2 separate regions of the Mus musculus genome follow, and region 2 is linked to region 1. The links are chromatin contacts, found by Hi-C or POLR2A ChIA-PET in ENCODE. All regions are on one chromosome and are shown on one strand. Each heading gives the region's core, a stretch centred on a gene start or an enhancer-like site at or near the end of the contact. The rest is flanking DNA. Distances are from core to core; before and after follow the strand shown. Region 1 holds the start of Ing3 (inhibitor of growth family, member 3). Region 2 holds the start of Cped1 (cadherin-like and PC-esterase domain containing 1).

What was found. Hi-C counts contacts between places; a loop is a spot of excess contacts on that map. ChIA-PET counts read pairs that join two places held with the same protein, here RNA polymerase II (POLR2A).
Region 2: a map of T-helper 1 cell shows a loop between it and region 1 (2.7-fold over the local background). The contact joins the promoter of Cped1 here to the promoter of Ing3 in region 1. A Hi-C loop is called at or near these places in 3 of 37 maps with a recorded cell type or tissue (T-helper 1 cell, T-helper 17 cell and left cerebral cortex). POLR2A ChIA-PET finds 5 or more read pairs at or near these places in 1 of 5 experiments (embryonic stem cell).

Annotation. Positions count from the first base shown.
Region 1 is chr6:21,948,256-21,950,956 of GRCm38, forward strand. It overlaps Ing3 (inhibitor of growth family, member 3), which reads left to right and starts at 1,360. Exons shown (of 12, transcript NM_023626.4): 1 at 1,360-1,538; 2 at 1,783-1,854. The coding sequence starts at 1,511.
Region 2 is chr6:21,984,562-21,987,273 of GRCm38, forward strand. Cped1 (cadherin-like and PC-esterase domain containing 1) reads left to right here and starts at 1,349. Exons shown (of 22, transcript NM_001081351.1): 1 at 1,349-2,498. The coding sequence starts at 2,250.

The DNA of each region.
Region 1 (2,701 bases), core at 110-2,609:
CCCTGGAAAAGTGAATTCAGAGTTAAAAACCCCAACACAGATGAAATTAGGCACTGTAAACAAACGTGGCTGCTTTTGAACAAAGAGCACAAACAGATAAATAGTTTTAGTACAAAATTTAAATTAAACAGGTGTAGACTAAATATATTTAACATTCAAGTAATAAGAAAATGGCTTTAAAAGAAGACAAAAGAGAATACAAGTATGTCATTGTAAATAAAATTGTAACATAAAAATATTGAGTAGTGAATAAAATGTGTCATACTGATTTATTTTCTTTTGTATGAGAAAGGGTCTTCCATAATCTGGGTTGGCTTCTAATTGCCTATGTTGCCAAAGCTCACACTCCTAATCCTCCTGTCTCAATTCTCCCACTTAGGGGATTACAGGTGTGTGGTGTTATAATCCACCAGATAGTCTAAGAAGGGATCATTTTCCCCAAAACACAGAAGCATTTAGTGTACGAATTTTTATGAAAGGCATTTTTAAGATAGAAACGGGGCGGTGATACACTTGTTATACCACCAGTGAACATTTGCTAGGGTTATTAAAAAAGCCTGCCCAGAACTATAAACATTAACCCAGCTACTTACCCAACATAAATTTAAATCATTGTTAGTATATGCCAGCAATGCATTAAATCACTATAATTTATGGTTGGTTGTTATTTATTCATCTATTTATTTACTTTATTGCGGATGCATTTGAACAGTTGTTTTACAATGAACACAAGATACACCGCAAAACATAACTGGCTACTGAATACTATTTTGGGTGTCTTTTAATTTGGGAAATGCACATTCGCTCCAGTCTCACTATAAATTATCTTAACGTTGCAGGGACACCAATCACTTGTCCCATTTATTTATCAGGAGTGAATAATGAAGATAAATTCCAGCAGCGAGTTCTGTTCTAAACAACCTGAATTTTCCGAACTTAGCCGATTATTCTAGCGTTTGGAATCTTTGCTATTTGCCTAGCACAGCCAGAAATCCATGACTCACAAACGGCGGGCTTAGAATCACCGCCCAGAACAGGTGAAAAGTTGTTCCTAGTTGTGTCAGGCAGGCGCATACAACTCCCGTCATCCCCCATGTAAGAAATCAACAAATAAACAGAGGCACCGCATTTCGGATTCTGGCGTGCCCGTTTCGCGCAGGCGTGTGGTTTCTGTAGTTGCCACTCCAAGAGACACCCTCACTAATGGCCACGCTCGGGGAAAAAGAAGACTACATTTCCCAGAATACCGCGGAGATCCGCACCGGCCGGTTGACGTCATCGCTGCAGACAGCCAATAGCAACGGCGGGCGGCAGTGAGGCAAGCGCCGTCAGGCGCCAAAGTGGAGCCTTTTTTTTTTTCCTTTGCTTTTTTTTTTTTTTTTTTCCTTTGCCGGAGTCGAGCGGGTGCTGCTAGCGGAGGCGCCATATTGGAAGGGACAAAACTCCGGCGACAGCGAGTGACACAAATAAACCCCTGGACCCGTTCGTCCCCGCAACAGTCAGGGCCGCGATGTTGTACCTAGAGGACTATTTGGAAAGTGAGTGCGCGGCGCCGGCGACGCGGCGGGCGGGATCGGCGGCGGGCGGGAGCGCGAGTGGCCGGGCGGGCGGGATGGCGGGAGGGAGGGGGAGCGGGGGATGTTTCTTTCTCACGGTAACTGGCAGCCTCGTTGTGAGCCGCCCCCCCTCCCGTACGCACGCACGCACGCACGCACACACGCGTGACGCCAGCGCGTCCCTTCGCCGTTGGCCCCGCCCTCTGACGGACTGTGCCTTTGACAGTGATTGAGCAGCTTCCGATGGACCTACGGGACCGCTTCACGGAGATGCGCGAGATGGATCTGCAGGTGCAGAGTAAGTGGCGCGTCTCCACGGCCCCGCGCAGCCCCGGCCTCCCTCGGGCATCGCCTGGCGGGTCCTCCGCGCTACTTTTTTCAGGCTGTGACAAGGAGGCGGCGGGCACACCGTACCGTTAACACGCGGGGCACAGCAAACACAGTTGTTTGTGTACTGCATGGAGATGACGACACTGCACCGCAGTGGAAACTCGCGTGATTTTCAGAAGGTTTGCACCCGAGCCTGGATGTGGAAACTTGGAGTTCTGCATTCAGACTTAAAAGTTCATTACATTCCGAATTTCTCCAGAGCAAAGACATAGAAGGGCAGGCTAGGGACCCTAGTGAACTCGGAAGGCCGAACTTTGACAAGTTGCATATTAATGGAAGACACTTAGAGCTGTGAACAGCGTGGACACTTTCTCAGCCAGAAATGAGTGAGAGAGATCAGATTTTAAGGAAATCACCCGCTTGCTCTTTAGAAAACTGTAGACGTTTGATAGGCTTCCCTACTGGTTTCTTGTTTTGTAAACACAACCACGTCATTCAGGCTGGTCTCACACTCAATATGTATAATAATCCTAGGCTTGCTCTAATCTCCTCATCTTCCTGCTTCTGTCTGCCTAGTGCTTGGCTTTTCAGGCATTGCTAGCATTGATTTTTTTTTCTGTCAGTGCTTGGCAGCTTTATATGTGACTTATTTCCAAAATGAACCTTGTTCTTTTGAAAAAGCCAGACTGGAAGAGGCTCAAAGGTAACTTGAGTTTGCTAAGGGCTTGTTCTCTTCATTCATGAGCCTCTGCCGCCCCTGCCCCTCATTTCTGTACCTTTTGTCCCTGACTGTACTTTTCTCATCTCAGTCTCTG
Region 2 (2,712 bases), core at 99-2,598, 36 kb after region 1:
GTGGCATGCAGCAGTGATGCTCTTTCAATGTCTATATGTGAAAACCAGGTTAATTTTCTCCCATTCCCTTATTTGTCATGGTATTGAAGACTGAATTTATATATTAAATAGTAGTAAAACATTTTATAGACTATATGTAAATAGACTGAGGTAAGTTATTGTTTATTCTATATTGACCTAATTAATTTGTTTTTAAGGTGCAAACTTTCCTTTTCTCTTCTCTTCTTCTTTTTTTGTTTTTTTATTCTGTTCTTTTCTTTTTTATTTTTTCTTTTGTTTTTTTTTCTTTTCTTTTTTGTCCCTCTTCTCTTCTTCCTCCTTTTCCTTCTCTGTCTCTCTGTCTGTGTCTCTGTCTCTGTCTCTCTCTGTGTCTGTCTCTCTCTGTGTCTGTCTCTGTCTCTCTCTGTGTCTGTGTCTCTCCCTCTCCCTCCCCCTCCTCTCTCTCTGCTCATCTATCCCAAGCTGACTCAAGTTTCTTACTAGCAAGAGATGTCCATTTTCTGAATCTTTTGTAGCTGTGAACCTCTAGGGGGCGCTCTTTCTCACAAAATATTAGAGTGTAATCTCTGAGTCTGGAATGGGTTTACTCTAGGGGTGTGGCCTCAAGGGAGAACATCTGCCTATAAGAAGTTTGGTTAGACCTAAAGTATAGAAACCATCTAGGTATTTGAAGAATGTCCCCGTGAGCTTAAACTAGTCGTTCCTAGAGCTGCCAAAGCAAGAACCTGGAGGTTCTCTTCGGTGGTCCCTCATCCTGCTGAGCCAAAAGTGATGCCCGTGAGAGGGTTGGTATGGAATTAAAAAGCCTGCTGGGTACTCCTTTCTCCTGGGCAAAAGTTAGAACTTCAATACCTACTACAGTCAGTTCATTTGAAGAGCTAGGCATCAGACTATTTGCCTCGGAGAACCACAGAGCGGTAATAACGGCGGAAGGACTCTGTTGGAATGGAGAGGGGACTTTTAGTTACACGGAATGTTTCCTCTTCAGTGGTCCAGACTGTCCGGATGACTCTCTTGTCCTCTTAGGCGAGACCACAATTCCCTGGAGTGATAAGCCTCCCGGTTAGCTCAGAGTCGGCCTTCATCTCTTCCTCGACCTTTAGCATCTATTGACTAGAAGCCATTTGTTATTCTGTATTAGGAAAACGCAGTGACACAGAGGATCAGAGATCAAGTATATTTCTAATTCTGCGGGTCTGGATAGGTAGCCACGTTCCAAGTTGGGATATGGGTGCCAACTGCTGTTCCCATGCACATTAGTAGCCTACCCTTTGCTGGGGCAGAAACTTATAACGCGGCTCGGACAGCCCCCAAGGCCAGAAAAAGCCTTAGTTTAGCTCCGCCCCGCTCGGCCTGGGTGGCAGCGATGGCCCAGGTCCTCCGGCTCTCGGCCCTGTGTGCAGCTGGCACGCGCGTGTCTCCGCGAGTCTGCGCGTGTCTGTCCGTGCGTGAGAGTGAGATGAAGCGGAGTCCTACGCCTGGGTGTTTCCTTCCAAGTGATTTTGATCAGCAATCCATTAGGGGATCATGAAAAAAAAAAAATCTGGCTAAAAGGATGAAAACTGAGTAAGTACACAGAACTTTGAACTTGAAACGGAATGAGACCAAACGCAAGCAAAGCCCTGACAGTAACCACATACAGCCAAACTGCTATCCCCCTTTTTTATGTTAAAAGCCGTGAATGCTAGCAGCAAAGTGGCAATTTAAAACTGAACGAAAGGAAGCAGCAGTTCTACAACATAAAAGGCTGGGAGCGGGATGGCTTTAAAACCGGAGGGAAAATGAGAAACTGCTAGGACAACCTGGCCGGCGCCCAGCTGTGCAACAGGCACTTCGCGTTAAATCGACTGCGTCTTCGGCTGGTTTCTGCCTCCAGACCCGCTTTACGGTGCTTTCTTTTTGCCCCAAAAGAGGAGACAAGCTGAACTCCTGACTTTAAGAATGTTGTGGAAGTAAGGCATTACCGGAAGGAACTCTTGGTAGCTGGGGATGCATTCGGATGATTTCTTATAACTATCTTTATTTTGACATCTTAAAAAAAAATCTGGCCAGTCACTTCTTACTGTCCTTCATTTAAGGGCTATTAACCACCTCTGACCGCTGGGTCCTATGAATCTTTGGCATGAACCTTCGGAAAGTTTTCAAGCGGAGATGGGGCGAACTTGATTGGAATTGTGTAAAAAGAAGACAGATGTGTGTTTTTTTCACACTGACAACGTGGCCAGGGGCCAAGTGATCCTGGACTGGTCATGGTCTGTCGACCCGGGTTCCTTTGTCGCCGGCGATTTTGCCCCCGACCTTTCCTGGTGGGTTTGGTGGTGGCGATCTGTCTCTTTTACCAGACCCTGACACTCCGAGGGACTAAGAAGATTGCAGCGGACGTCTCTGGCACTGTCCCACACACACCCTCTCAAACTCAGGCTAGCAGATGTGAAGAAGGATACCGGCAGGACAAACAATGCTTCCTTCTCTCTGCGAGTACCCAGGAAACCAGGAAGGTAAGTCTGAGTTGAGTTTATCCTGGGCGTCTGTGGTCGGCCTCTCTCTCCTTTCTGCAAAACTAAAATTAACTTCCATGTGGTCCGAATGGGAGCCAGAGTGAAAACAGTGCGGAGTGACCCGGTGACTGGGAGAGGTATTACATAAGCTGCCAAACTTCCTAAACCTACTTAAAGAGTTCTGCCCTTTATCCTTTAGAGGCTACCTTCATTG